Regions from separate parts of the Homo sapiens genome. Here region 1 is linked to region 2. A link is a loop called in an ENCODE intact Hi-C map of the cell type or tissue named here. Cell type or tissue: A673. All regions are shown on one strand. Links, peaks and the distances in the headings refer to the core of each region. The heading gives the core; the rest is flanking DNA. Region 1 has its middle 130 kb from the start of CYSLTR2. Region 2 overlaps CDADC1 (cytidine and dCMP deaminase domain containing 1).

Region 1 (10,310 bases), core at 1,637-9,636, 490 kb before region 2:
CTCATTTTTTGTAGGAAAATAAATGAGGAAATGCATGTGAATATACTGTAGACATATGAAGTCCTTGAGGTGGACAATGGCAGGATTTTTGAGATGAGGAGGGAAGAGATGGAGGATCAATGATAACCACTAAGCCAGAACCTCGTAGGTAGCTGTTAAAAAGTTACTGAATTGTATTAGTGTAACCAGGGGGCACTAGTCTTGGCAGGGATGGATTCATGCTAACAAAACTTACAAGAGATCGATGCTTGAATCAGAATGTCAATTTATTAATATATAGTGGAAGATATCTCTTTACAGTGATAGCAATTCTTCTATCTACTACCCAAGGAATCCTCTTCCTTTATGATGATGGCCAGAAGGTAATAGTTTTAATGAGATGATTGGCTAGGATTCTTTGTTACGTAGAGTAGAAAACAACTATGGTGGATTTAAGTAGAAAATGAATTCATTAAAATTATATTTACAATATTTGGAATCATGAATGGCTGTAGAAACAAGTTTGAGAACTTAGCCAAGAGCAAGTCCCCACATCATGCCTCAGGACTGGTGTGGTGAAGACGCTGTGCTTCAGCCGCTGGACGTTAGGTACTGCAAGTGCTCCAGAATGTGTGAGGAGTCTGCAATACTGTCTGGTCAGTACAGATGGTGAATGCCCACCACAGTCCACCCCCTTTTCTGTCCAGCATTAACACTTTTCTTCATACTTTAAATGCTCCTGCCTAACAAAATGCAATCAACTCTCCTAAAATTATGCAATTTCTCACCCCCTTCTCAAAAAGGCAACAACCACAAATCTCATCAGATACTGCACCCAGCTTCATGTCCTAGATCTCTCAATGAGCCCCTTTTCTCTTCCTATAAGAGTATTAATACTCTTTTTTTTAATTTTTAAAATTATGAACTAAAAAACAAAAACATAAAATTATAAACTGACAAATTATAGTTGCATATATTTATGAGATGCAAAGTGATATGATTTATGAATACAATGTGTAATAGTTAAACCAAGCTAATTGACACATTCATTACCTCAAATACTTGTCATTTTTGTGGTGAGACCATCGGGCATTTACTCTGAGTGATTTTGAAATGCACCATATATTTATTATTTACGATGGTCACCATGCTATGCAATAGAGCTCAAAGAAAAACCTTATTCCTCCTGTCTAAATGAGGCTTTGTATCCTTTGGCTCTCATCTCATTCTCCCACCACCACCACCCCCGCCCTTCCCTCTGTAATCATCACTCTACTCTTTGGCTTATTTGAGTTTGACTATTTTAGATTCCACATAGAAGTGATAACATGTGGCATTTGTCTTTCTGTGCCTGGCTTATTTCACTTAGCATAATGTTCTCCAATCTATGTTGCCACATGTTGTTACAAATCACAAAATATATTTCTTTTTTAAAACACTGAATAGTATTCCATTGTGTACACATGCCACATTTTCTTTACTCATTCATCTGTTCATGGACTCATAGATTGATTCCATGTCTTGGCTATTGTGAACAGTGCTGCAATAAACATTGGAGTGCAGACCTCTCTTCAAGAAACTGATTTCAAATCTTTGGGGTGAATACCCAGAAGTGGGATGGCCAAATCATATAAAATTCTACTTTTAGTTTTTTGAGGACCCTCCATACAGATTTCCACAGGGGCTGTTATAATGTACATTCCTACCAACAGCATACAAGTGTTCCCTTTTCTCCACATCCTCACCAACACTTAGCAAGTCAATAAAAGTAAGTTTTTCATAAAAAGATAACATCTTTCATCTTTTTTATAATAGCCATTCCAACAAATGTGAAATTATATCTCACTGTGCTTTTAATTTGCATTTTCCTAATGATTAGTGATGTTTAGCATTTTTTCCTATATTTATTATCCATTTGTATGTCTTCTTGTTTTCACGTTCTACAATTTCTATAACATTCTATGTTAAACTTGAAACTACCATTAACTCATTCTGTGTATGACAATGGGAGAAAAAGAAAAGAGGAAAAATTATTAAAATATAAACATGACACTATAAGAAAACATAATCAGAGGTTGTTGCCCTTTTTTTGTACAATTTGTCCCAAAGTATAATAGGTATTTATGGCTTTTCTCTACTATCCACTCCACCTTCTCTTTGCCATGGTGTTATGCAAACCTGCTTTCCTGAAAGATCTGATTCCTTGGTGGTCCTGTATATATGGCATTGATAAACTCTTTCTTTACCTTTTACCATTGAACTTGGCAGTTCTAAGAGACGTTCATTGGGTTGATGCATCCTAGTAATATTGATCCTTGCCCCATTGTGTAGTAGCAACCGATTTCCTCTTTATAGTCAGGATCAATCACCCCAGCTAACATATTAATCCTCCTTTTTTACTTACTCTTCCAGTGATATGAGACACCTGCAATGACCATGTGGCAATCTCAGTTTTCAGTTCAAAGGAGCTATTGTGTTATTCTGTGTAAGCATTCCTGCTTTGGAGGTCAATACTTCTAAACCAGAAAAGCCCAGACTTGTTGGGACAAGAAGCAAAAAATCTGTTAGTTGGTCAGCGGGCATAGTAGTGAGATTTATGAACACACATATTGTTCCATATTTATTTCTGCCTGGGATAAATGGCCAGAACATATATTGCATCCTGTAAGAAAGTACTACATCCTTGCAAAATGTTGCTTCCCTGCTGCCAAAATAACTGAGTCTTCAATAGATCTTTCTGCCTTTCTCTAAATCTGGCTACTTCTAAGCAATTAGATACATGGTAAAAATAAGTAAAACAAAACCACATGGAATTCAACCACTTAATCTTCTTTCTTTTGTGGTAAAATGAGTTCCTTGCTCCAAATCAAGGTTGTATGGGATATCATGATGGACAAAAAGACATTCAGTAAGACCATGGATGGGGTGACGGAGAAACAATGGCAGATATGGAAAAAAAAATCCAAATTTATTTAAACAGTAGCTATTTAGTTTGTGATTTTTTTTTATCCATTCTGCCAATCTGCACCTTTTAAGTGGAACATTTAAACCATTTACAGTCAACATTAGTATTGAGATGTGAGGTACTGTTCCAGTCATTATGTTGATTGTTACCTAGTGAATTTGTTATCTTCATTGTGTTATTTTTTATAATACATATGAATTTTATGCTTTCAGGAGTTTCTATTCTGGTTTGTATTAACTTTTTGTTTCAAGATTTAGAGGTCCTTTTAGCATTTCTTATAGGGCTGGTCCACTATTGATAAATTCCCTCAGCATTTGCTTGTCTGAGAAAGACTTTATTTCTCCTTCATTTCTGAAACTTAGTTTTGCTGGATACAAAATTCTTGGCTGAAAGTAATTCTGTTTAAGGAGACTAAAGATAGAACCCCAATCCCTTCGGGCTTATAAGATTTCTGCTGAGAAGCCTGCTGTTAGTCTGATAGGTTTTCCTTTACAGGTTACCTGATGTTTTTGTCTAACTCCTCTTAGAATTATTTCCTTTATGTTGACTTTAGGTAGCCTGATGACTATACGCCTTGATGATGTCCTTTTTGCAAGGAATCCCAGGAGTTCTTTGAGCTTCTTATATTTGAATGTCTAAATCTCTAGCAGGGCCAGGAAATTTTCCTCTGTTATTCCCTCAAATAGGTTTCCCAAACTGTTTGCTTTTCCAAACTGTTTAAATAAATCCAAATTTGTTTAAACAGTAGCTATTTACTTTGTACCAAAGAACAAAGAACACTTATAATTATTAGATTTGGCTGTTTTATATAATCCCATATTTCTTGGATTTTTTTTCATTCTTTTTCTTTATTTTTGTCTGATTGAGTTAAATCAAAAGCCTTGTCTTTAAGCTCTGAAATTCTTTCTTCTATTTGGTCTAGTCTATTGTTAAAAACTTTCCACTGCATTTTGTAGTTCCCTAAATGTATATTTCATTTCCAGATGTTCTGATTGGTTTTTCTTTAAAATATCTATCTTTTTAGAAAAATTTTCATTTATATCCTGAATCTTTTTTAAATTTCTTTATATTAGTTTTCACCTTTCTCTTGTATCTGCTTGAGTAACTTAATAATCTTTTGAATGTTTTATCTAGTATTTCAAGCATTTCATCTTGTTTTGGATCCACCGCTGGAGAGTTAGTGTGATCTTTTGGAGGTTTTATAGAATCTCATTTTTTCATAGTTCCAGAATTATTTTTCTGGCTCTTTCTCATTTGGTGGACTCTTTCTTCTAATTTTTTAAATTTTTTTATTAGACTTTAATTTCTTTTTTGCCCCCTTGAAGATGTGACTTTAATGTTTATAGTTTATTGTCACCTAGCTTCAGCTCTGAGTGCTTTCAGTGATGAAGACTCTGGATGAGTTCCTTGGTTATAAAGAATCTTGGCTCATACCTGTAATCCCAACACTTTGGGAGACCAAGGCAGGTGGGTCACCTGAGGTCAGAAGTTCAAGACGAGCCTGGCTAACATGGTGAAACACCATGTTAGCTGAGCATGGTAGCACATACCTGTAATCCCAGCTACTTGGAAGGCTGAGGCAGGAGAATCACTTGAATCCAGAAGGCAGAGGTTGCAGTGAGCTGAGATTATGCCACTGCACTCCAGCCTGGGTGACAGAGTGAGACTCTGTTTCCAAAAAAAAAAAAAAATCTTTATGTGACAGCTTTCTCACATGCTGGTCGCAGCAGTGATGTGCTGGGTGTGTGAGCAGTTTCACATCTCCTGTGAGGTTGGAAAGGCAGAAATCTCAAGAAGCTTATTTCATACCCCAGTGGTGTGCACTTAAAAAATTTTTTTCCCTCTGTCTTTTATTAACTGGGTTGAACAATTCAGGCTTCGGGACAGTAGAAAGTGCCCATGGGTAAAAACTAGCTGTGGCTAAAGTAAATAGGTAAATGCAATACTCCAGTGGTTGGCAGAGGTCCCAGCCTTGACAGAGGTGGTTGGGGGAGCTCTCAGTGAAATGCACTAAGGTCTTTTCTGAGGGAAGGGAGGAAGCTACCACAGTTCTCCCTCCAGGCTAGCAGGAAAACAATCTGCTTCCCAGTCACACTCCTGACACAGCGTCCTGGCTATTTTGATTGGACAGTCACCTCTTTTCCTCTCCAAGAATTCTGATGTTCTGCGTAGAGAGGGGTTGTGACTTTACCTCTTATGCAAGCCTGAACCTGGAGGGCACCCATCCTGTGGGGATGCAGTGTTCCAGAAAGGCTGTCTACAGATGCACCCAGGCAGAACTCCCATGGGAGAAGTCAGAGCTTTGTCTGCAGTGGTGGGTGAGAGGGAGAAGTCCTCTTCTCCAATACCCTTTACAAGCACCAGGGCTGCCTGACTGTTGGGTTAAAGCTACACACTTTCCTCACCGATCCCAACACTGTACCTGTGTCTCTGCTGAAAGAAACTTCCCATGAGTGGAAAGTTCAGGGACTCAAGGCCTGTACTTTGGTTTATTTTGTCCCACATGGTGCTCCCTTAATGTGGTACCCTCCCCCTTCCCCTAGGAATGGCAGTCCCTCAGGGCCAGACTACTGTGAATCCTGCTGCTTTTCTGGATCTAGTTACCCACTGGAGCTGCCAGACTCCATGCTGGTGCTGGAGAATGTTTGCAAGGGATCTAGTGATGTGACCTGTCCTCTAGTCTTCCAGCGGTGGGTACCAGCAGCAGCTGATGAGAGTGATAGGTGAGTGACGCAGACTCTGATATTTCCTTGGTTATAAATAGCTTTGGTGTGTTAGCTTTCTCAAATGCCAGCTGCAATAGTAATGTGCTGGACACGTGAACCAACTCAAGACCTCCTGGTTAGCCAGGGTGATGCAGGCAATGACGATAGCTGAATTTACGCAAAAGTTTTCTCCTTCCTGAGTGCTATGTTATTGTGCCTGCAGATGTTGTAATGGGCTGTACCCGTTGGCCTCCAGCCAGGAAGTAGTGTTTGCGAAAGAGCACCATCTGCAGTGGTAGTGGTGGAATTTGTGTTTGTTTTATGTTAGCCAGTGAAGGTACTCTGGTGTCTCAGGCAAGGGGTGGGGCCATGGAGCTCCCAAATGTGCCTGTCCATGGGGTTACATTATTGGGGGGCTGCGGGGAGGGGTGGAGGGGCAAAGATGGCTTGAGGCTGGGTTAGATAAGTCAACATTCTGGCTCTCCACGTACAGGCACAAGCTGCAGCCCCAAAGGGGGTCAGGTAGCAGTTCTCTAGCCGCTAGGGTAATGTTCCAGGGAGGAGCGCAGCTGCCTCTGTTCCACAAAAAATATCCACAAAAGGAGCAAGGGGTAGCAGGGTACAGTAAGCCCCACTCAGCTCCCATGCACTTGGCAAGGCAGGTTTCACACACAGTGTTCTGCTTACAGCAGCTAGCTGGGTTCCAGGCAGCCTGCACTCAGAACTCAAAATTGCCCCAGGCCATAAGCCTTCCCCATAAAGACAGAAACTGCAGCTGTCAGGCCATGCCCTCCTGGTCCACCCATGAAGTGGGGCATCCAGCTTTTACACCCATGATGATAGCACACTTCCCACTCGCCCCTTGGTTCTGGCCAACAGGGTTAGTACTCACCCAAGATTATTTCACAAATATTATTTGGGAGCATCTCTCAACCTGAGACTGCAGCTCAAGTTAGCTGGCAGACTTCCATGAGGTCACCTATGAGATAGGATGAGGAATGGCTTCCCTTTATCCTTACTGGAATATGGGAGTGCACCCCCACCCCCAACCACTATGTTTATGAGCCCACTGAACAAAATTTAGGATGGCTGAAAAAGGGGCTGATGACATGCACAAGTTAGGTCAGCTTCCTGTTCTTTGTTTCACAGCTAGAATGAGCAGATAATGCATAATTACCCCAAAAACTCAGTCCGGATGCTTACTTGGGGGTCCCACCGTCAGTCTCTAAGAGGGCCTACTAGCAAGCCAAGAGATATTTTTCAAAGGTGAATTGCTCCTTTACTTGCTTCAAAACCTTAGGGGAATCCCCTGTAAAAACACCACTGCAACTTTCTACAGGCCTCAATGGACATCATAATCTGTCACAAATACTTTGGGCACTGTTACTCTGCCATTACATCCTTGACCAGTGACAATTCTCTTGTTCCAGGTTCCACTCAAAGTGCTTATCTTTCAACTAGTAATAGGTAGAAGCAGAATACCCAAACATGGTATATGTTTACTATAAAATTCAAACATTTTCACCAAGTAGTTTCTTTTGTCCCATTGGTAGTAGTTACAAGATGTAGCAACTAGTCTTTGACTTTGAAGGTTATCCCAATGTGCCTCAGACTACTTAGCCTCAAAAAACTTCTCTGAGGTATCAAGCCTAATGTTTTATAGGTTTTATCTCCTAACAGCTGGCATCCTCCAACATAGCAACACATATTGGGTTACAGCAACTTTTTGCTCCCCCGACGTCTATCTCATCTATGTCATGGGACACCATGCTTTTCTATGAGATGATGAGATAATCAAGTTCCCTGCAAACTAACTTGTGGCACAAGGTCAGAAAATTGATGTAACCCAGAGGCAATACCGTGAAGGTATGCTGTCTTCCCACTAAGTAAAAGCAGATTACCTCTGGTGTTTTCTGCTTTTGGGGGTAGAGATCAATAGCTACATACCACCACATGCCATGAGATGTCTATACATGTCTCAGTAAAGAGACCATATCTACAAGAGTAATTGCAATTGGAATCACTCCCTGATTGAGGTTACAATAACTTTCTGTCATTATCCAAAGCCTGTTCATTTTTAATACTGGCCAAAATGTCAAAAAGGTATGTGAAAGTACAGTCATCCCTTGGTATCTGTGAGGGATTGGTTCCAGAACCTCCCACAGATACCAAAATCCATGAATGTTCAAGTCCCTGATATAGGCAAATGGCATAGTATTTGCATACAACATATACACATCCTCCCATATACTTTAAATCATCTCTAGATTACTTATGATACCTAATACAATATAAGTGCCATGTAAATAGTTGTCATACTGTATTGTTTAGAGAATAATGACAAGAAAAAACATCTGTACATGTTTGGTACAGATGCAATTTTTTCTCAAATATTTTTTATTTGTGGCCAGTTGAATCCATGGATACAGAATCCACAGATATAGAGGGCTGACTGTATATCTTTTCAGGTCCATAATGATGGAATTTATGTTGTTAATTTTACCAAATACTATGGATTGAATTGTGTTCCCCCAAAATTCATATGTTAAAGCCCTAACCCCCAGTGTGATTTTATTTGGAGATAGAGTCTTTAGCAGATTATTAAGGTTAAGTGAGGTCCTAAAAATAGAGTCCTAATGTTGCAGAACTGTGGCCTTATAAGAAAAGGAAGATTCTCTCTCTCTCTCTCTCTCTCTCTCTCTCTCTCTCTCTCTCTCTCTCTCCCCTTTCCTCTGTCTGGCTTTTTGTGGCTGTGTGTTTGTTGTTTAACCGGTAGATTGAACCCAGTGTTTCTGCCAAATGAAATGCATGGATCAATGCAGCTTGATCTAAAGTTATATTCTTTACTCTTTGGTTTAGTACCTCCACATCTATTTCCACAAGTATTCAAAATATTTGCTGATATAAACTGGTAACCTTTTGCAATTGTTTAGTTATGAAGTCTTTTCCTTCTGGGTTTGACTTTGTAATTGGATTCCCGGTCACGCTGGGTTCTGACCCTGGTTTGAAGTGTAAAAATAATGAGAAGGAGGGAAGATGGGGTTTGAGGAGAATTGGTCAACCCTTTCCAGGTAATTAGCTTAGATAAGGTCATTTTAAAGTTTCAAGCAAAATAACCATAGCCTCATAAGACTGTAAAGACAGCCTGCTTCCACTGACAAGAGAGTGCCAGTGGGGTTTTGCTGTGGAGTGTACTCTAAATATGGGGGAACATATTCACTTTTTTACAGTGTGCTCCAACATTCCTTCATTCCAGATTTCAGGGTTCCAGTCTTTCCCAAACAATGCCTGAATTCTCATACAAGAAACCTGGCAAAACTGTGACTTCAACTCATGTTATAATTCAAAAACCCTTTGGTGTCAAATTTTGAGGGCTTTTGTTTGTTCATTGATTTGGTTTGTTGGTTTATTCTTTTTGTTTTTATTTTTTTTATTTTTTTCGGTTCTAAATTACTGGCTTAAAGCATGGACTGAAGATCAGGAATTGGAACTTGTTAGTTTCTCTTTGTAAGTGTCCAGACCATGGGAAACAAGCCTCCCATTCCTAGCGCTGATTTTCATACCATTCAGAGTTCTTGATTGCAAGCAACATAATCCAACTCTAGCTAATTGGAGCAAAGAAATAGTTTATTAAAAAGTTATTTGGCGGCCGGGCATGGTGGCTCACGCCTGTAATCCCAACACTTTGGGAGGCCGAGGAGGGCGGATCACGAGGTCAGGAGATTGAGACCATCCTGACTAACACGGTGAAACCCCGCCTCTACTACTAAAAAAAAATGAAAAAAGAAAAAAAGTTATTTGGCAACTCTCCAACTTATCATGAGGGCTGGAAAACAACGTTCAGGACTACTCAGGCAAGAACAATACCCCAAATCACACTTCAGAGGGGGCCCTGTGAGTTCACATGGGCAACACTGCTGAGCACTAGATGCTGGCACTTGTACCCTCCACACTGCTGTCCCTCTCTATGACATGCTGTCACTCGTCATGCCACTGCTGCCTGAAAAACTTGATTTTTCTGAAAATACTACTGCTGCTCTGTCCCCAAAGAGAGTTCCCTGTGATGCTCATGAGTCATAGATGCATCTGGTCTGCTGAGCCTAGGTCATATACCTGGTCCCTAGCTGTAAGGGAGGCTGGAAAAGTGGGTGTCTGGTATTTTCAGCTCTTCAGGGAAAGATACCTTCATCAAATAGATGAATTTCTCCAACTCACCCCTAGAAAGGGGTTTCAGATCCTAGACAGCCAAAATAAATGTAAATGTCCACTACAGTAAGCAGCAAGGATAACAATAGCCAATAACAAAAGAGCAAGAGGAGGCCGGGCGCGGTGGCTCACGCCTGTAATCCCAGCACTTTGGAAGGCCGAGGCGGGCGGATCACGAGGTCAGGAGATGGAGACCATCTGGCTAACACGGTGAAACCCCGACTCTGCTAAAAAAAAAAAAAAATACAAAAAAATTAGCCGGGCGTGGTGGCGGGCGCCTGCAGTCCCAGCTACTCAGGAGGCTGAGGCAGGAGAATGGCGTGAACCCGGGAGGGGAGCTTGCAGTGAGCAGACATCGCGCCACTGCACTCCAGCCTGGGCGACAGAGCGAGACTCTGTCTCAAATAAAAAAAAAAAAGAAAAAAGGCAAGAGGATAACAATAGCCAATGACAGT
Region 2 (10,310 bases), core at 1,424-9,423:
TGGGAACAGCTGTTGTAGCTATAATTCACTAATTACCCTTCACTAATTAGAATTCAGCAGAACCCTGCCTGTGTTCCAGAGTAAGAGGGCGATGTGAATCTGCTATTTTACTGGATCTTAGTACCTCTTGCTTCTCATAGAACACCTTATCATACCAGCTGTGATTCCAGTGTTTAAAGACGCAGTATGTATACATTTGCATTTATATTGTTTATTAGATACTCTACACTACTGTATAGTTATAAGTATATCCACTATTGTGCAGAATTTTGTACATAAAGCCCTGCTTACGCATTTGATGGTCAATTTAAAAGATTTTTCAAGGTTAATTGTTGGTGATTTTTTTTTTACATGGAACTCAAATCCTGAATAGGGTGCAACTCCTCTGTCACTCACTCTACTCCACTGTGCACTCTTCCAGGGAAGAAACCATGTCTTAATCATTTTTTCCTTAGCACTAAACACAATGTGCGTTGAATGGATAAAACAAATCTTTTTATCCAAAGATAAAGGGTCCACAATCCCTTATGCAAAACTTTTGGAGCCAAATGTAAAGGAATTCAGAATTTTTCCGATTTTATTTTATTTTTTTTGAGACAGGGTTTTACTCTGTTGCCCAGGCTGAGTGCAGTGGCACTCATGGCTCACTGCAGCCCTCAACCTCTCAGCCTCAAGCAATCCTCCCACATCGACCTCCTGAGTAGCTTGTACTACAGGTGAACCACCACCATGTCCAGCCAATTTTTAATTTTTTGTAGATATGTCTCACTGTGTTGCCCAAGCTGGTCTCGAACTCCTTGGCTTAAGCAATCTTCCTGCCTCAGCCTCCCAAAGTGCTGGGATTACAGGCATGAGCCATCATGCCCAATCCAGATTTTAAAAAGGTAATATGGTACATATACTGTTATATAGGACTCCCAGTGGCATCTGGGACAGTACCCTGTAATCACATTAATACATACAGAGTGAAAAAAGTAGGAATATTTGCACTAAGAATAATTGAGGGCTATAAATAACTCAATTTGGGTCAGATTTGGCCGCAAAATAAGTGCATCAAACTTCAAAAAAACTGGATGTAAAAGATTTCAGATCAGGGACTCTGGACCTGTAATTCTTCCTTAATGATAAATAATAACAATGACAGTTTATGGAACACCTACTATGTGTCAAGCACTGAGCTTGGTGATTTATATATGTATCTCATTTAACATTGAGGGTACTTCAGTAAGGTGGATATCCCTATGATACAGTGCGCTTCCAATTAAGCTTTTAATTTCACATTATTCAGTTTGGTTTGATGACCTCATTTCTCCCTAATTAATAGATGAAGATACCATTTCATTTAAAAATGTACATATGATTAAAATGAATTCCAAAACCTCTAACAACAGAGTTCTAAAATGAATTGAAAGTAGTTGCTTATAATTGCTTTTTGAATGATGAATAAAGAGGATCCATAGAGATGTCATGAAAAGTATGTTACTAGCCAGGTGCGGTGGCTCCCGCCTGTAATACCAGCACTGGGAGACTGAGGCAGGAGGACTGCTTGAGGCCAGGAGTTCCAAAAGTATGTTTCTAGAATACCCGAAGGTAGCAAAAAAGTGGAAAAAAAAAGTGTTTAGACTCTTGGGGAAAAAAGAGCAGGAGGAAGGCATCAAAAATCTTATCTATCTGCTTTAAGTACTGAGTTGTGATCTCTTCGTGTCTTGCTTTCTCATCAGATTAGGTGTTTTCCAAAGCTAAGGATTATGCCTTCCTCCTGGGCCACAGTACTGATAATGAGAGTAGGCTGGAGTAATCAAGAAAGTTAACTTTTAAAACAGAACTCAGTGGTTCTCAGATATGAGTATGCCTGAGAATCAAGGGGGAGCTCAGGAGTAATGCAGATTCCTAAGCCTTGCCTGCCTCTCTCAGAGAGGTTGATTTAGGGGACTTCCATGGAAGCCAGGAGTTGCCTCTTTTTTTTTTTTTTTAAATTTTAAAAACAAGCATCCAGTAATTTTGATGCAAGAGGACTGTGGAGCACCTTGGACACTGACATGACCACAGGATTGGGAGCTAAAATAACCACACCTGTGTTCTAGAACAAAAAGTTCCCCTCTGATTTTCAGTGATCAAAGAGCCCCAGGAATTTGACTCAATGATTGTAAGTTGACCTTTCCTTCAAAGTTGTACAGAGAAAACCCTGTGAATGACCAGATCATAGGGAGCAATTTCTGTAAAAATTATAGACATGAAAAGATTTTTGAGAAATTACCTCATCTGTCACCAGCCTTGATGCTGAGTGACATCAAATCTGTTTTATATGGATGAAAATTTATTCCTATTTTAAAAGACAAGTAGTAAAGAATATTCTCTTGATGTAACCAACCTTAGCTAGGCAGCAGAGCTGCATGCTGATGGAAAAATCACATTTTTTTTTTCCTCCTAACAAGGTTTAGTCTGTCCCCAGGCTGAAACAGAAAAAGTGGCTTCTGTGACTAAGAAACATAACATTAAAAATATGCAGTGTTGATGGTAGAAAAGGGGGCTTTTAATATGGAGAATTTTTATTCTGGTTTTTTATTTTTTCATTTTAGATTTATGCATAAATTAAATAAAACTTTAAAGATTTTGGTTTTGCAGGCAAATATAATCTTATGTTTATAACTTCTGCCACTTACCTTAGAAATGAGCATAAAGCCATTGATTTGTATTCTTGCCCACTCATGTTAAACTCTAAAGGTCTAGGAAGGAACCCAATTTTGTTTACACCAAAATCCCTTTTCCCTCTACTCTGTAGAAGGAAGTCATCTCGTGCACTCTGCTGTTCAGCCTCATTTATTTCCTTCAGAGCACAGCACATAAAGTACTGTTTGTTTCCTTGTTGCTGTTCTCCTTCACCATCCAACTGTAAGTCGTATGAGGAAGGGACTACAGTTTCCCTCACCACTGCATCCTCAGTTCTCACAGTACTTGGAACATAAGAGGCATTCAATAAATGGAAATTTTTGTCAAGGATTTCTTTTTCTTTTTTTTTTTTTTTTTTGAGATGGAGTTCTGCTCTGTCCCCCAGGCTGGAGTGAAGTGGTACGATCTCAACTCACTGCAACCTCCGCCTCCCAGGTTTAAGCAATTCTCCTGCCTCAGCCTCCCAGGTAGCTGGGATTACAGGCATGCACCACCACACCTGGCTAATTTTTGTATTTTTAGTAGAGACGGGGTTTCACCATGTTGGCCAGGCTGTGTCAAGGAATTCTTTATGTCACGGTGCAAGGTGGAGGAAAGGCCAAGCAGGTTGGATCTGGAGGGCTAAGTTTTAGTCTATTTCTTTGCCTGTTTCTGCATCTAGAAATGGAAATTTTATCTGCTTTACCTTTAGGGTAAAAATGAGATCATGAATAAACATGTTTAACATAAATTATACAAATGCTTTGTGGTATAATTTTGAAAACCAGGGTTTGCTTGAATTTGAGATGGGAAATTTTATTAGAGTATCATAACTGTTTTAAAGTTAACCTCTTAATAAGACATTCATTCTAGTTTTTAATGCAATTGTGGCACAAATTTTCTTTGTACCTTTACTGGAAAGTAGGTATTTAAAAATGTTATCATTGGAGGGATTCACTTTTAGGAAATTGTAGGGTGAAACCACGGTTTCAGTTAATCCTCCCCAAAATGAAAATGCCTTAGGGTAAGTTCACAGATAATTGTTATTTTCTACGTGTAAATGTGCCACTTAACTACCTTAGTCCCTTATTAAGATTTTGATAAATACTATGGTTTTCATAATTAGTGTAATTTGTCTTAGAAATTTGAAACTCAACATTGTATAGAAGGAAAAAGTAAATCCTTAATATGTAGAATTTCTATTTTGTTTTTTAATTTTCTGTTTCAGATTAATGGTTTTAAGAAGTACAGCTTTACTTTTGCAAAGGTTTTGGTTCTACAGGGAAATTATAATCTTATGTTTGTTTATAACTTCTGCTATTTGATTTAGAAATGGGCAAGATGTCATTAACTTGCATTCTTTTTCCCTCAAGGTAAACTGAAGGTCAAAGAAAGGACAACATTTTGTTTAAATCAGAATTCTCTTCATGTACTTTCTAGCAATAGATAGATAGATCCATAAAGATTTGTTTATGTTCGTATGAGAAGTTTGAACTTTTTTCTTAGCAAGAACATTTTCATAAGATATATTTTCCATGATTAGAGTATAAATAATGCTGGGAAAAGACAAATTTGGTTGTTGTGAACAGTTATTACACAAAATCCATTAGTTCTGAAACCTTTATTAAATTTTATCACCTATCAGAAGTAGTTGTTTAGAAACCGGCTTGTTAATGGAGAATCAATGAAGTTGCACTTAGTTCTGGCTACAGCTTTGAGGGACCTGACTGTGGACACTGCCATTTAGTGGCCTCCACATACGTATGTGTGACTGAGTTGGTAGTGACTCTCTCTAGTTATTTGGTACCTAGCTCCCATATTCCATACTTAAAAGTGTTTATTTTAATACTTTTCTGTAATTAGTGAAGATACAAGGATTGCTGCTACATTTATGAAGTATGTTTCAATACAAGTTTTTATTACTTTTGGAAAAATATATTTCTAAAACTAACATATCATAATTTTTACTGAGTTAAATGCCATATATCTTTCAGAGGATCATAAAACAGGAGTTGGGGCAGTCATTTGGGCAGAAGGGAAATCTGTAAGTATGAAAACAATTCTTTAAATATTTAACCTGGATTTTGTTTAAACATAGTTCAGTCTTCGGTGCATTACAGGTTACTGACTGCCAAGGCGGGCAGATCACAAGGTCAGGAGATTGAGACCATCCTGGCTAACACAATGAAACCCCATCTCTACTAAAAAAAAAAAAAATACAAAAATTAGCTGGGCGTGGTGGCGGGTGCCTGTAGTCCCAGCTACTCGGGAGGCTGAGACAGGAGAATGGTGTGAACCCGGGAGGCCGAGCTTGCTGTGAGCAGAGATCGTGCCACTGCACTCCAGCCTGGGTGACAGAGCGAGACTCCGTCTCAAAAAAAAAAAAATATTAATATTTTTGTAATGGTGCATTTATGAAGATCTATAAAGATTTGCTCATCCCTCAACAGTTTTCTAGATAGACGCATTCATTCAGCAAACATTTGTTAAACACTCTCTACAGGTTAGGCACTGTGCCACAGTGAATGCTGGGGATTAAAGATCACATTTTATGGCCTCATAGTTTAGTGATGGAGATGTAGAAGTAAAATATAACTGATATGTAAGTGTAATTATAACTGATATCATGAGAACATAGAGGAGGAACCTTTGCTTGGAAAAATAAGTAAATACTGTTGGTGAATATTATTAATGTTACTAATATAATATTCTTGAAGAATAAGATAATTTCTTCAGACAGAGCAAGTCAATAGGACCAGGAGGATAACATGAATATTCTTGGTGAACATTCTTTTTTTTTTTTTTTTGAGACAGAGTCCCCCTCTGTCACCCAGGCTGGAGTGCAGTGGTGCAATCTTGGCTCACTGCAACCTCTGCCTCCTGGATTCAAGTGATTCTCATGCCTCAGCCTCTTGAATAGCTGGGACTATAGGCATGTACCACCACACCTGGCTCATTTTTGTATTTTTAGTAGAGATGGGATTTTGCCATGTTGACCAGGCTGGTCTTGAACTCCTGGCCTCAAGCAGTCCACCCTCTTCTGCCTCCCAAAGTGCTGGGATCACAGGTGTGAGCCACCATGCCTGCCCTGAATATTCTTAATATTAATATTAATAATGTTAAAATTCTTGAAGATTAGGAGGATATCATCAGGCAGAGCAAGTTAATGGGACCAGGAGAATAACACACAGAGACTGGGGTGAGAGAGAGAATATGGGAAAACGCATTTGATTTGGCACATAGAGTAAGCAACAAAGTGGACGGGACCATGAAGAACTCTATATTCCATGTAAAGATTTTGGACTTTATCCTGGCAGTGACATACTATAGCACAGCACTAACCAGTAGAGAGAAAAGGCAAGGCTCAAACTGAATTTTAAATTTTCTAGGTGTTATATATATATATATATATATATATATATATATATATAGAGAGAGAGAGAGAGAGAGAGAGAGAGAGAGAGAGAGAGAGAGAGAGAGAGAGAGAGAGAGAGAGAGAGTCTCACTCTGTTGCCAGGCTGGAGTGCAGTGGTGCAGTCTGAGCTCACTGCAACCTCTGCCTCCTGGGTTCAAGCAATTCTCCTGTCTCAGCCTCCCCAGTAGCTGGGACTACAGGTGTGTGCCACCACACCCAGCTAATTTTTGTGTTTTTAGTAGAGATGGGGTTTCACCATGTTGTCCAGAATGGTCTCAATCTCTTGACTTCGTGATCCACCTGCCTTGGCCTCCCAAAGTGCTGGGATTACAGGTGTGAACCACTGCAACCAGCTGGAGCCATGTTTTTAAAAGGAAGACAGATAAATTAATTTTAAGAAAATATTTAATCATGTAATCAATAAAAAATTATTGATGAAATATTCTGCATTTAAAAAATATTAAATCTTCAAAATTCTATGTGTATTTTACACCTGCAGCACCTCTCAATCTAGACTAACCACATGTGGCTAGTGGCGACTGTATGGGACAGTGCATTCCAAGAATGTTCTAAGTGGGGAAATGATTTGATCAGATTTGCATTATAAATAGAATGAGGTAGGGCTAGACAGAAAATAAGGAGATTAATAAAAAGAGATGAGGACTTGGAGATGTGGGGATGGGTTAGGAGGCTAGAATCAAGAGATATTTAGTAACTATATAGCTGACTGAAAGGTGAGCCTACATTTTGCCTCAGGGACTTCACAGAAAGTAATCTGACAATTTGCTTTGATGTTTCACAAACTCCTCAAGTTCACTCATCCAGTATCTTCCCTGCTAACCTCCTCCCTCATCAGTGGTCACCATCTTGTCTGTTACTGTACACATACAATCACCTAGCACAATGGATTCCACCTTCAAAATACCTCTTGACTCTACTTACCTGTACCCCAACTGTTAACTCCTACTAGAATACTAGGCTCCTCTGCCAGAAATTCCTCAGCACTCTGTACAACTTGTCTGTGACATTCATCACAGTTAAAGTTATCTGTTCAATTTCTTACCCTCCCCAGACTAGAAGGCTCATGAGGGTAGGGACTCTCTGTCTTGTTTACAGTTGTATTCCAGCACCTAGCATAGGTCTAACTGGTGGTTGGAACTCTCATTTGTGTGTACATGAATGCTCAGCAGACTTTTGGCTTAACATCTGGTTGTTAATGATTTTGTGGAGAATGTCAGTTTCTAGTTATCTCTAGAGTAGGCCAGCAGGCAGCACGGTGAAATGGAAAGACACATGGCTTAGAGTCAAGTAATCTGGGCTTGAATTCTGGCTATGTTACTTACTCATTTTGTGACCCTAGACAATTAATCACTCTTGTCCTCAGTTTCCTTATCTGTAAAACAGTAATATTAATAGTATCACTCTTTAGGTTGTTTCAAGAATTGATCAAATGAAATGATCCATGTAAAACTCAGTATGGCTGGGTGCAGTGGCTCATGCCTGTAATCCAGCACTTTGGGAGGCGGGGGTGGGAGGATTCCTTGAGCCCAGGAGTCCAAGACAATCCTGGGCATCATGGTGAGACCCCGTTGCTACAAAAAAAGAAAAAATTAGCCAGGCATAGTGACATACGCCTGTGGTCCCAGCTACTTGGGAGGCTGAGATGGGAGGATGACTTGAGCCCAGGAAGTCAAACCTGGGTGACAGAGTGAGACCCTGTCTCTAAATAAATAAATAAATAAATAACTCAGCATGATGTTTGACATTTAGTAAATGTTCAAACAGATTTATTAATGAGATAATATTTTGTTTGCAGGCTTTTGTTGGCTCACTATTACATGATTTTTATGAAGCTGCTACAGTAATGAGTCTGTTGATATTATCATGAGTAATTATAATATATTGAAATTTAATGAGTTTTATAGCATATTCCAAAAAACTATTACACACACATTACTAATATTTCATTCTAATAATTGATAAAGCATTCATATTAACTACTATTTCTCTTTAAAAGAGAAATAAGAGCCATTGAAGTAAGAAGTTCTATAATAATATGCATATAATAGAGGCTTAATAAATACTGAAGATGAAAATGCATTTTTTATTTTCCAACTAAATCACAATAGCACATTTTTAGCCCAACAGAAATTTTCTGTTTAAAGTATTTAAAAGTTTTTGACTTGCTAACCAGTAGCATGGCACAGAGCACATAAGAAATTAACAATCACTTGTTGAGTACCTGCTATGTACAGAATACTCGAACATGTTGAAGGGATGGAAAAGAAATATATAACATGGTTTCTGCTCTCCAGGATCTATAATTTATTTGGGAAGTAATATCTGAATCAAGTGAAATAATTTGTTAGTTAAGTAAGATAGTATTTAATTAATTGCAAAAAACAAGGACTTCCTTGAGATTATAGATTAGAGAGGTGGTTGGCCTTCTTGGAATTTAGCTTTGACAAGATCACACTGCAGTAGGAGTATCTGGTATTATATTTTTTGATAGCTCAGTTTACTGTAGAAAATTGAATGAATATTCATTATACAAAGTATGATAGCAAGCTTCAAAAATACATTGCAAAGTGTCTTTTCAGAATGTTGAAACTAACCATTGGTTTGCTCACTCTCGTAGAGAAGTTGTGATGGAACAGGTGCCATGTACTTTGTAGGATGTGGTTACAATGCTTTTCCTGTTGGATCTGAGTATGCTGACTTCCCACACATGGATGACAAGCAGAAAGACAGAGAAATAAGGAAATTCAGATACATCATACATGCGGAACAGAATGCCTTGACATTTAGGTATGAAATCCTTCTTGGTGTACTTTTCTTTAAAATGTAGCAAGGGTTGGTTGAAATTAATTTTCTTATAATTGTAATTTATTTCCTTTTTCAAATTCCAAGAAAGTTTCCTTTCAGAAGTATAACTTTGGTAAAGCTTGGTCCTCACTGCCAGACCTGAAGCTATGACCTGACCTGAGGTCATCGCCTCTTCAGGTCTTCCCAATTTGTTGAGCATGTCTTTTTTTCCCTTGCCTCTCTCCAATATGAAACTGCTTTAAGTTTATCCTTTGGGATCTTGCTCAGCCTCTCATATTTCTGGATGTTAAGGCTCCTTTGTTTTCTAAATCTGGAGCACGCATTTATTAATACAGTTACACGCCACAGAAAGACATTTTGAGCAACGATGGACTACATGCACAACGTGTTCCCATAAGATTATAACAGAGCTGAAAAATTCCTGAGTGAAGTAGCCATTGTAACATCACACGTTACCTTTTTTATGTTCAGATACGCAAATACTTACCATTGTGTTACAATGGCCTGCAGTATTCAGAATAGGGATTTATAATGAACCAAATTGCTTCAAAAGAGCTTTTGTTAGTGATTATACCTGTTAATTTACATCATTTTCACAAACACTTCTCAGCCTTTACCATTAAGGTTAAGGGATTAAAAAACTGTGTAAGACATGACTCCTGTCCTTGGAGAGCTTCTAATGCAATAGGGGATATGAGACGGCATCCACCTCGTGCTGTGGATTCTGTGGGAGGGGCAAATGTAAAGTGCTGCGGACATTCTGGAGCTGCTATGGACAAATGGGAGAGTGCAAGGGAAAGGCTTTAGGGAAGAACTGGCATCTGAACTGAGCTTTAAAGGATTCCTAGACTGGGGCAATTGGAAGGGAAGGGAAGACCATTCTTGCTTCTAGCATAAGCAACGGTCTAGAAGTAGGAAAATCCGTGGTGTGTTTAGGAGCATGAATATTCCAGTTAGGTTGGAATGTGGACACAAGGGAAAGACAGCTCACAAGGACAGGCTGGGACTGGACTCGAGAGGACTTTGAGTTTATGCTCCATTTGGTAGGCAGCGGGGAAATGGAATGGCATTGACAGAGCCATACGCTATAGATTATGTAGGTAGTATTGTTTGAACAGACTAGATGCATAGAATTCTGTTGCCCTAGTCCAGGTGAACGTAAATAACAGTCTCAACAAGGAAGATGGATGTGGAAGGCTGGCGGTGGAGGAATTGAAGATGGCTGGCTGAGAGCTACGTAAGCCTCAGAACCCGGAAGTCAGTCCTTGCAGCCCCAGTTGTTAGTCCTAAACTACCCTCAGCATGCAAAATTTCACCCAAAATTCCCTCTATTCTTTTCCTTGTCCTCTTCATTACAGATTTACTTGCTTCATTTTGTACAGAGGTGTGAATATATCAAATAGAAACTTTTCTTTTTAAA

Evidence for each region. A loop is a pair of places that touch in the nucleus more often than their neighbours do. Peaks named below come from ENCODE experiments on the same cell type or tissue, not always from the same donor. Only the 100,000 strongest peaks of a DNase experiment are listed, where the experiment ranks them.
Region 1: it touches region 2 in a loop (2.8-fold over the local background); 3 of 110 quality-filtered maps call a loop at or near these places.

What each region holds. Positions count from the first base shown.
Region 1 is chr13:48,777,622-48,787,931 of GRCh38, forward strand. No RefSeq gene overlaps it. Among named protein-coding and RNA genes, the nearest start is that of CYSLTR2, 130 kb to the left of the region's middle. In A673, for the core only: no CTCF peak of the experiment used is centred there; a DNase peak (open chromatin) is centred at 5,910.
Region 2 is chr13:49,269,648-49,279,957 of GRCh38, forward strand. CDADC1 (cytidine and dCMP deaminase domain containing 1) reads left to right here. Exons shown (of 10, transcript NM_030911.4): 6 at 4,644-4,693; 7 at 8,703-8,872. Among named protein-coding and RNA genes, the nearest start is that of CDADC1, 27 kb to the left of the region's middle. In A673, for the core only: no CTCF peak of the experiment used is centred there; no DNase peak of the experiment used is centred there.